3 separate regions of the Homo sapiens genome follow, and all the other regions are linked to region 3. A link is a contact called in ENCODE Hi-C or POLR2A ChIA-PET data. All regions are on one chromosome and are shown on one strand. Each heading gives the region's core, a stretch centred on a gene start or an enhancer-like site at or near the end of the contact. The rest is flanking DNA. Distances are from core to core; before and after follow the strand shown. Region 1 overlaps SIPA1L3 (signal induced proliferation associated 1 like 3). Region 2 has its middle 13 kb from the start of PPP1R14A. Region 3 overlaps SIPA1L3 (signal induced proliferation associated 1 like 3).

Region 1 (3,722 bases), core at 98-2,597, 130 kb before region 3:
GAGGTTGCGGTAAGCTGAGATCCCGCCATTGCACTCCAGCCTGGGAGACGAGAGAAACTCTGTCTCAAAAAAAAAAAAAGTTGGAGAGGGGACTCTAGGAAGCCTGAAAGACCCACTCCCCTGCTGTCCTGGCCTAGGGTACATTTCCCTTTTCTCATATGAAGCAACATCATATCATGGTTAAGAACATGGCCACATTGGCCGGGTGCAGTGGCTCACGCCTTTAATCCCAGCACTTTGGGAGGCCAAGGCAGGCGGATCACAAGGTCAAGAGATTGAAACCATCCTGGCCAAAATGGTGAAACCCTGTCTCTACTAAAAATACAAAAATTACCTGGGCGTGGTGGTGCATGCCTGTAGTCCCAGCTACTCGGGAGGCTGAGGCAGGAGAATCGCTTGAACCCGGGAGGCAGAGGTTGCAGTGAGCCAAGATGGCGCCATTGCACTCCAACCTGGGCGATGGAGCCAGACTGTGTCTCAAAAAAAAAAAAAAAAAAAAAAAAGAGTGTGACCACATTGTCTGGATTCAGAGCTCTGCCACTTGCTAGCTGTGTGACCTTGGACTCATCACCTCACTCTTGGGGCTGCAGTTTTCTCACCTGTAAAATGAGGATGCTAAAGCCTTTTACTTCAGGGTGTGGTTCAGAGCATTAGACAAACTTAGGTAAAGGACTCAGTCTGAGCCTGATACACAGTAAGCACTCAAAGTATTAGTTTTCATCATCATCGTTGTCATCCTTACTTTTCCTTCCTGAGGCCGGATGGTGCTCTACAGTTCAAGATAGGACTTGGGAATAAAGAGCGTAGGATTGATCTCAGCTCTGTGACCTTGCCCAAGTGAGTAACAGCTTTGGTTTCTTCATCTGCGTAGTAAGGACAAGAAAGAGCTTACAGGGCTCGATCATTGGATGTACGTTTGTCGTCTGAGATTTGGGGCGACTGGAAATTCAAGAGATCCCAAGTTCCCTGCTCAGTGCAGCCCCAGCTCCTGATCACACTTGAACGCGAGCTGATGGCGGGCTTGGTTCTAGGGCCTGCCTCGCCTCTGTCATGAAGGCTGCGCGGGGCCCTTCTGTGCCGAGACTGGCGCTTGCTCCCCACAAGCCCGTCTGCTGCTCCCTCCGCTGCGAGCCCTCCCAGGTCTGATCCGCCTGTCCCCAGTACCCCGGCATGCGGCACTTTTCCTTCTTCTCTTGTGAAAGGCAGATCTGGAAGAAGCTTCTGGGGAAATGCTGTGTTTGTGTCTGGTTATATCTATTCCCCAGACGGTGATTCTTAAACCTGGCTGTGGGTTGGCATCACCTGGGGAATCTTGGTAACAGTTGGGATTCTCTGGCTTCACTCCTGGAGCATCTGCTCCCGCAGGTGGAGAGGAAGATCATCTGCTGGTTTGGCCGCCCTACAACCATTCACCATTCTTTTGGGGTTTTCCTGTTGGGAACTGCTCTTCCTCCATCCCGTCCGTTCACTTACTGAGACCGCTGTGTGCAATTTATTATTTACCCCAGGCACTGGGGATATGGCAGGGAATCTGGAATATGCCCTTGAAACTGGAATTGTGTCTGTCCGTTAGATCACAGTACCGTAAGGCTGTCACTTTCTGATTTTTATAATTGTACTGTGATCCAGAGATTCTTCTTAGGAAATACCCACATCTTGAGGGGTTACAAACAAGAGCAAATTAACTGGAAAAGGGAAGCAAACCAGTGTTGGCTGAACAAACATGAAAATGACTACAATGTTTATCTTCAGTTTTGGGAGAATTGTCATGAAGACTCAACCACAGTGTCATCCTTTGTACAGAATAGGATTCTAATCAGGAGACCAGTGCTCATGTGCACAGCTTTGAGTGTGAAGATCTAAAAATTTTAGTTGGTAGGATGATTACAGATTATTTTCATCTTCCTCTTTACAGATTATTTTCATCTTCCTCTTTAAACTTTTGTATATTTTTCACATTTTCTAGAAGGAAGTTTTAGAAACAGAAGTGGGAAAAAAAACAACTTAAAAAAAGCCCCGGGCCAGGCGCAGCGGCTCACACCTGTAATCCCAGCACTTTGGGAGGCTGAGGTGGGCGGATCACGAGGTCAGGAAATAGAGACTATCCTGGCCAACACAGTGAAACCCCGTCTCTACTAAAATGCAAAAAATTAGCCGGGCATGGTGGCGGGCGCCTGTAGTCCCAGCTACTCGGGAGGCTGAGGCAGGGGAATCACTTGAACCCAGGAGGCGGAGGCTGCAGTGAGCCGAGATCACACCACTGCACTCCAGCCTGGCGACAGAGCAAGACTGTCTCAAAAAAAAAAAAAAAAAAAAAAAGCCCCACTGTTGTGGAATGTCCTGGTCTACCTGGTTTGGACTTAGAAATGCCTTAGGAGTAGCCTGGGCAGTTCAGGTCATTCCTTATCTTCCTGCCATAGGGATTGGTTCAAGGAAGGGAGGAGGTGAGTCAGTCCAATCAGAATTAAGACAGGTCTTTCTCTGGAGCTCCCAGGAAAGAAGAGGAGCTTTCTTCCTATGGAGGTGCCAAGTTGTAGAGTGTAAGCTTAATGCTGCTGGGGGCCTGGGGACCATCTTTGCTCAGAGGGTCGAGTGGAAAGGAGATGGAAATAATTCATTACAGACAAATTCTTTGGGTAACTGAACTTCTCAGTAATGGGAGCCAAAACATTGGCCCTTTTTCCCCTCAAGTCAGTTTGAATTGGGTCTCTGCCACTTGCAACCGAAAGAGTCCTAAGTAATACAGTAATTTTAGTGGACCCTAGAATCTATATTTAAATTTAAAAAATTCTCTGCCAGGCGCAGTGGCTCATGCCTGTAATCCTAGCACTTTGGGATGCCGAGGTGGGTAGATCACTTGAGGCCAGGAGTTCAAAACCAGCCTGGCCAACATGGTGAAACCCTGTCTTTACTAAAAATGCAAAAACTAGCCAGGTGTGGTGGCAGGCACCTGTAATCCCAGCTACTCAGGGGGCTGAGGCAGGAGAATTCCTTGAACCCGGGTGGTGAAGGTTGCAGTGAGCCAAGATCGTGCCATTGCACTCCAGCCTGAGGAACAGAGTGAGACTCTGTCTCAAAAATAAAATAAAATATAAAAATAAATAAATAATTCTCCAGAAATGATTTGTATGAATCAGATATTTGAGAACCACTTTGCTAGACTTTCCTGAGTGGCGGTTCTTAGCTTTATGTGATCAACAGACTGGCCTGGGGAACTTGTTAAAATACAGCAGCTCTGTTCCACATTGCTGGAGATTCTGGTTTGGGGCCTGAGGCCTGGGTATCTGCATTTTGAACACCATCCTGGGTGATTGCATACACTTCAGAGTGTGTGTATGCACAGAGGATTCTTGGCCGGGCACGGTGGCTCACGCCTGTAATCCCAGCACTTTGGGAGGCCGAGGTGGGTGGATTACAAGGTCGGGAGATCCTGGCTAACATGGTGAAACTCCGTCTGTACTAAAAATACAAAAACAATTAGCCAGGCGTGGTGGCGGAGGCCTGTAGTCCCAGCTACTCAGGAGGCTGAGGCAGGAGAATGGCGTGAACCCGCATTCTCAGCTTACAATCCTATCCATAGAGGGGGCCCAGGATCCTTCTCAAATGAATGAAAGTAGAGTTTAAGTCTGCAGTTTTTTTCCTCTTTGGAAAAAAACATTCCTTTCCTGCCCATGACCCAGCCTTGCACACTGGCCGCTAAACCTGGCGTATCGCATCATGTT
Region 2 (3,573 bases), core at 895-3,394, 160 kb after region 3:
CCTCCTGAGTAGCTGGGACTACAGGCGCCCGCCACCATGCCTGGCTAATTTTTTTGTATTTTTAATAGAGACGGGGTTTCAACATATTAGCCAGGATGGTCTCAATCTCCTGACTTCGTGATCCACCCGCCTCGGCCTCCCAAAGTGCTGGGATTACAGGCGTGAGCCACCGCGCCTGGCATGGATAAGTTCTTTAGTGGTGACTTCTGAGATTTTAGTGCACTTGTCACTGGAAGAGTGTACACTGTATCCAGTATGTAGTCTTTATCCCTCACCACCTCCCAACCTTCCCTGCCCCAAGTCCCAGAGTCCATTATATCATTCTTATGCCATTGTGTCCTCATACCTTAGCTCCCGCTTACAAGTGAGAACATACGGTTTGTGGTTTTCCATTCCTCAGTTACTTTACTTAGAATAATGGCCTCCAAGGCTGGGCGCGGTGGCTCACGCCTGTAATCCCAGCACTTTGGGAGGCCAAGGTGGGTGGATCACATGAGGTCAGGAGTTCGAGACCAGCCTGACCAATATGATGAAACCCCTTCTCTACTAAAAATACAAAAAAATTAGCCGGGCGTGGTGGTTCATGCCTGTAATCCCAACTACTCAAGAGGCTGAGGCAGGAGAATTGCTTGAACCCAAGCGGCACAATCTCGGCTCACTGCAACCTCCGCCTCCTGGGTTCAAGCAATTCTCCTGCCTCAGCCTCCCAAGTAGCTGTGATTACAGGCATGCACCACTACACTCTGCTAATTTTTGTATTTTTACTAGACATGGGGTTTCACCATGTTGGTTAGGCTGGTCTCGATCGCCTAACCTCAGGTGATCCACCCGCCTCAGCCTCCCAAAGTTCATCTGGAATTTTGATGAAGATTGCTGTGGGCGGGCACAGTGGGCAGCAGCGAGACTTCGTCTAAGGAAAAAAAAATTAGGTGTGATGACACGTGCCTGTAGTCCTAGTTACTTGGGAGGCTGAGGTGGGAGGATCACCTGAGCTCAGGAGTTTGAGGGTGCAGTGAGCTATGATGGTTCCACTGCACTCCAGCCTGGGCAACAGAGTGAGACCGTGTCTCAAAAAAAAGTTCTGCCCATCAACCAATGAGTGCATAAAGGAAATGTGGTACATATACAGCCGTTAAAAGGAATGAAATCATGTATTTTGCAGCCACTTGGATGGAGCTGGAGACATTATTCTTTTTTTTGTTTGTTTGAGAGGAAGGTCTTGCTCTGTGGCCCAGGCCAGAGTGCAATGGCAGGATCTCGGCTCACTGCAAACTCTTGGGCAGATCATGAGGTCAGGAGTTCGAGACCAGCCTGACCAACATGTCGAAACCCCGTCTCTACTAAAAATACAAAAATTAGCCGGGCATGGTGGCGCGTGCCTGAAATCCCAGCTACTGAGGAGGCTGAGGCAGGAGAATCGCTTGAACCCGGGAGGCGGAGATTGCATTGAGCCGAGATCATGCCACTGCACTCCAGCCTCAGTGACAGAGCGATTCTCAGTCTCAAAACAAACAAACAAACAAAAACCACTTCAAGCCGGGCATGATGCGGGTGCCTGTAGTCCCAGGTACTCAGGAGGCTGAAGCAGGTAGGATCGCTTGAACTCAGGATTTCGAGGCTGCAGTGAGCTATCATAGTGCTGCTGTGCTCCAGCCTGGGCGACAGAGCAAGACCCCTTTCTAAAAAAAAAAAAAAAAAAAAAAAAAAAAGATAAGATATGAAAACAAAACAGCCGGGTGCGGTGGCTCACGCTTGTAATCCCAGCACTTTGGGAGGCCGAGGTGAGTGGATTACCTGACGTCAGGAGTTTGAGACCAGCCTGACTAATATGGTGAAATCCCGTCTCTACTAAAAATACAAAAATTAGCCAGGCATGGTGGCGCGTGTGTAGTCCCAGCTACTCAGGAGGCTGAGGCAGGAGAATCGCTTGAACCTGGGAGGTGGAAGTTGCAGTGAGCCGAGATCGCGCCATTGCGCTCCAGCATGGGGGACAAGAGCAAAAACTCTGTCTCAAAAAACAAACAAAGAAACAAAACAGAAAAAGTAAAAAGGAGAAACGAAAATTAAAAAAAAAAAACAAAACAAAGAAATAAAATAAAATAAAACCAATTCACATAGCCACGAGGGGGCGCTGAGGCCTCACGTCCACACGTAGAGGGCTGCGGTGCTTGGAGACAACGTGGCCACCTGGGAGTACGGTTCTTGGGCAAGCGCCTACTGTGCGCCCGGCGCCGTTCTACACAGGAACACAGCGCTTTTCAAGGTAGGCGAGGAGCTAATATTCTGAAGATGGTGGTGGGGGGCGGTGAACAGACAATAGAATAGACAGACCAGAGTGTAATATTTTTTTTTTTGAGATAGGGTGTTGCTGTGTTTCCCAGGCTGGAGTGCAGTGGTGCAATCATAGCTCACTGCAGCCTCAAACTCCTGGGCTCAAGCAATACTCCCACCTCAGCCTCCAGAGTAACTAAGAACACAGGCATGCACCACCACGTCTAGCTAATTTTATTTTTTGTAGAGACAGGGTCTCCCCTGGGCTGGTCTGGAACTCCTGGCCTCAAGTGATCCTCCTACCTCGGCCACTCAACGTGCTAGGATTACAGGCATGAGCCACCACGCCTGGCCAATAAATTCTATAAAAAAATAAATAAATCAGCAGGGCACGGTGGCTCACACCTGTTATCTCAGCACTTTGGGAGGCCGAGACAGGTGGATCATGAGGTCAGGAGTTCAAGACCAGGCTGGCCAGGATGGTGAAACCCTGTCTCTACTAAAAATACAAAGAAATTAGCTGGGCGTGGTGGCAGGTGCCTATAATCCCAGCTACTCGGGAGGCTGAAGCAGAGAATTGCTTGAACCCAGGAGGTGGAGGTTGCATTGAGTAGGGATCATGCCACTGCACTCCAGCTTGGGCAACAGAGTGAGACTCCGTCTCCAAAAAAATTAAAATCAATCAATCGATCGATCGGTCAAGTGACAGGATAGTGACTGAGGGTGCTCCTTAGATTAGGTGCTGCAGAACACCTCTCTGAGATGACATCTACATGATGGTGAGGATGAGAGAAACACGGGGAGAACTGCAGGCAGAGGCAATGTGGCCACGGGTCATGGAGGGGCCGGTAGGTGGGTCTGAGGACGGGAGAGAAGCTGGTGTGGGTGAGGGTCAGACAGCAGAGGGCTGAAGGCAGGAAGGTGACAGGGCGCAGTGTGGCCAGGAGGACTACCAAGGAAAGGCTGTGAAAAGTGGTGACTGTGAAAAGTGGTGACATGAAATGTCTTCAGGATGGGTTTTAATTTTTTATTTATTTAGTTTTTTTGAGACGGAGTCTCGCTCTGTCACCCAGGCTGGAATGCAGTGGCGCGATCTCCACTCACGGCAAGCTCCGCCTCCTGGGTTCACTCCATTCTCCTGCCTCAGCCTCCTGAGTAGCTGGGAGTACAGGCACCTGTCACCACGCCCGGCTAATTGTTTTGTATTTTTAGTAGAGGCGGGGTTTCACCTTGTTAGCCAGGATGGTCTCGATCACCTGACCTTGTGATCCGCCCGCCTCGGCCTCCCAGTGTTGGGATTAC
Region 3 (3,387 bases), core at 69-2,568:
AGACAAAGGGAAGTGACCCCGCAGGGTGTTTTATATGCTGGACAGAAGCACAGACTCCCTTCCCCAGGGGCCTGCAAATCAGGAGGTACTTACACCTCCAATTAGGCAGAGGCCATCTGTTCACTCATATGTATAATACTAAACGAACGTCCTGGACGTTCTAGATGGCTCACGCCTGTAATCCCAGCACTTTGGGAGGCCAAGGCAGGCGGATCATGAGGTCAGGAGATCGAGACCATCCTGGCTAACACGGTGAAACCCTGTCTCTACTAAAAATACAAAAAAATTAGCCAGGTATGGTGGCAGGCACCTGTAGTCCCAGCTACTCAGGAGGCTGAGGCAGGAGAATGGCGTGAACCCAGGAGGCGGAGCTTGCAGTGAGCCGAGATCGCGCCACTGTACTCCAGCCTGGGCAACAGAGCGAGACTCCGTCTCAACTGTTCTAGGCACTGGGAATGCATCAGTGAACAACACAGACATCCCTGCCATTCTGGAGCCAACATTTGAGTGGTGGACCTAGCCAGTAGACAGAACGAACAACTGCTAAGAAAAATTGGAAGAAAGTAGAGTGGGTAATTAAGAAAGGCTTCCAGAAGACCGGGCTTCTCTGTCTCTATAGGGTGATTTGGGAAGGTTTTTGTGTTTGTTTTTGTTTTTGGGGATTTTTTTTTTTTTTTGAGATAGGATCTCGCTTTGTTGCCCAGGCTGGAGTGCAGTGGTGTGATCGTGGCTCATGCAATCTCAACCTCCCGGGTTCGAGTGATCCTTTTACCTCAGCCCCCTGAGTAGCTGGGACTACAGGCACATGCCACCATGCCTGGCTAATTTTTGTATTTTTAGTAGAGATGGGGTTTTGCCATGTTGGCCAGGCTGGTCTTGAGCTGCTGGGCTCAAGTGATCCACCCGCCTTGGCCTCCCAAAGTGCTGGGACTGCAGGTGTGAGCCACCGTGCCCAGCCGGAAGTCCCCATGGAAGAACTGACATCATGGGAAGGAACCAGCCCCAAGAAGGACTGAGGAAGGATATCAGATGTCCTGGATAAGGTTTGGTGCATCAGAACAGAAAAGAAGGCCAGTATGATCAGAGCTTAGTCAGGGATGGGGAGAGACATGGAAGCCAGATCCTGCGGGGCTTGTGGAGCAGGGGAAGGAGTTTGGATGGTGTTTTAATGCAGTAAGTAGTCACTGGGGAGATCTCAGTGAAAAAGTGATGGGCTCTGATTTACCCAGTCATAGTCTGCAGTAACCACATGGATTTCTAGAGACATTCCTTCTGCAGCTTTCCTCCCCAAACTCCACTGGTGCTCATGTTGACTCATCTGTCATTTTCACTTCCTTTCTGGCAGAGTAGCTGAGCTGAGCAAACAACAGAGCAGGTGGACAATAGTCTGGCCTCTGCATGAAGCCACCAGTTCACAGGAAATACAGGGGGCAGAGGAACATGTTAAGTGGCACCTCAGGGATCCTGAAAGTGGGGAAATCCACAGGACAGGTGACCCCTTTCCTTCAACAAGTAAAGAGCATCAAAATAAAGGAAGGTGGCCATTGTAGAGTAGAGGAGACTTGAGAAAATACCTGCATAAGCAGAGGATGATTTCGAACAAACCAGCTCACAAAAGACACCTGCGAGACAATGATGGGAAATGTAATGCAGGCAGGGTAGTGCATGACATTAAAGAATTCTTGTTAATGTAGATGAGTATGATAATGTTACTGTGATTTTTTTTTTTAAATCTTATGTACTAGAGATACAAGCTAAAATATTTATGGGTGAAATGACCTGATGTCTGGCCAGGTATGGTGGTTCATGCCTGTAATCCCAGCACTTTGGGAGGCTGAGGCGGGCGGGGATTGCCTGAGGCCAGGAGTTTGAGACCAGTTTGGCCAATATGACAAAACCCCGTCTCTACTAAAAATAAGAAAAATTAGCCGGGCATGGTAGCACATGCTGGAATTCCAGCTACTTGGGAGGCTGAGGCAGGAGAATCATTCGAACCTTCGAGGTGGATGTTGCAATGAGCCAAGCACATGCCACTGCACTCCAGCCTGGGTGACAGAGCGAGACTCTGTCTCAAAAAAAAAAAAAAATGATGTCTGGGGTTTACTCTAAAACATTCTATCAGAAACAAAGAAGGTCACAAGGCTGGGTGAATAGATGAAATGGGAATGGAAAATAGTTAGTGGTTGTTGGAGCTGATGGGTGACTCAGTCTCCTCTCTGCTTTTGAGTATGTTTGCAAATTTCCATAATAAAAAGATTTTTTAAATGAGTAAGGCTGTCAAGAAAAGTCACATGTCCCACTTTCTGGGAGCAGTAACACGGCCATCGCAGCTCATATTTTCCTTTTCTTCCATTTCAGCATGGCGAGGACAACATCCTTGCTGCCTCCAGCTGGCGGGCGACCACAGCTACTGCCTGCTCTGCGCTACTGAGCCACTCGGTCTGGAGCCCCCAGGACAGCACCTGCTTCCTGAGGTTGTCCTGGCTCAGCTGTGCACAGCGATGGTGGAGAACTGGACTCCACAGGCTCACAACCTTCCTGTCAGGTTTCAGGGCCCAGCATCCTTCATCCTGGGCCTGGCTGCCCTGAACAATGGCTGAGGGCTGGGGGACCCCATAGAGTGACACCACAGCGTACGGGGCCAGCAGCACTCCAGTGCCCGTGGACTATGACCACCTATCGGGCCATCCCCAGCGATGGTGTGGACCTGGCAGCCAGCTGTGGCGCCAGGGTGGGCGATGTCCTCCCTGGGCCACACACAGGGGACTACGCTCCCTTGGGATTCTGGGCCCAGAATGGCAGCATGTCCCAGCCTCTTGGCGAGAGCCCGGCCACCGCCACCGCCACCGCCACCGCCACCACCCGCCCCAGCCCCACCACTCCCGCAATGCCCAAGATGGGCGTGCGCGCAAGGGTGGCCGACTGGCCGCCCAAGCGGGAGGCCCTGAGAGAGCACAGCAACCCAAGCCCCTCCCAGGACACAGATGGCACAAAGGCCACCAAGATGGCCCATTCCATGAGGAGCATACAGAACGGACAGCCCCCCACCAGCACCCCGGCTTCCTCAGGGTCCAAAGCCTTCCACCGACTCTCCAGGAGAAGGTCCAAAGACGTGGAGTTCCAGGACGGGTGGCCCCGGTCCCCCGGCAGGGCCTTCCTCCCCCTTCGGCACCGCAGCAGCAGCGAGATCACCCTCAGCGAGTGTGACGCGGAGGACGCGGGGGAGCCGCGGGGGGCCCGGCACACGGGGGCGCTGCCCCTCTTCCGCGAGTACGGGAGCACCTCGTCCATCGACGTGCAGGGCATGCCCGAGCAGAGCTTCTTCGACATCCTGAACGAGTTCCGCAGCGAGCAGCCCGACGCCCGAGGGTGCCAGGCCCTCACCGA

The links. A loop is a pair of places that touch in the nucleus more often than their neighbours do. ChIA-PET counts read pairs that join two places held with the same protein, here RNA polymerase II (POLR2A). Pooled maps may share reads with other maps.
Region 1: a pooled map shows a loop between it and region 3 (2.4-fold over the local background). The contact joins two enhancer-like sites. A Hi-C loop is called at or near these places in 3 of 50 pooled maps. POLR2A ChIA-PET finds 5 or more read pairs at or near these places in 8 of 52 experiments (A549, AG04449, B cell and 5 more).
Region 2: a pooled map shows a loop between it and region 3 (3-fold over the local background). The contact joins two enhancer-like sites. A Hi-C loop is called at or near these places in 3 of 50 pooled maps. POLR2A ChIA-PET finds 5 or more read pairs at or near these places in 4 of 52 experiments (B cell, K562 and WTC11).

What each region holds. Positions count from the first base shown.
Region 1 is chr19:37,949,598-37,953,319 of GRCh38, forward strand. The region is part of intron 1 of SIPA1L3 (signal induced proliferation associated 1 like 3); the gene reads left to right. Among named protein-coding and RNA genes, the nearest start is that of SIPA1L3, 44 kb to the left of the region's middle. Within about 2 kb of position 1,348, at least 3 of the 41 ENCODE cell types and tissues checked have a DNase peak (open chromatin) inside an H3K27ac peak, as active enhancers do; they include B cell, where a contact is called at or near this core.
Region 2 is chr19:38,241,872-38,245,444 of GRCh38, forward strand. No RefSeq gene overlaps it. Among named protein-coding and RNA genes, the nearest start is that of PPP1R14A, 13 kb to the right of the region's middle. RefSeq lists an enhancer at 2,373-3,249. Within about 2 kb of position 2,145, at least 5 of the 41 ENCODE cell types and tissues checked have a DNase peak (open chromatin) inside an H3K27ac peak, as active enhancers do.
Region 3 is chr19:38,078,898-38,082,284 of GRCh38, forward strand. It overlaps SIPA1L3 (signal induced proliferation associated 1 like 3), which reads left to right. Exons shown (of 22, transcript NM_015073.3): 3 at 2,359-3,387. The coding sequence starts at 2,669. Among named protein-coding and RNA genes, the nearest start is that of SNORD152, 83 kb to the right of the region's middle. RefSeq lists an enhancer at 2,549-3,102. Within about 2 kb of position 1,319, at least 7 of the 41 ENCODE cell types and tissues checked have a DNase peak (open chromatin) inside an H3K27ac peak, as active enhancers do; they include B cell, where a contact is called at or near this core.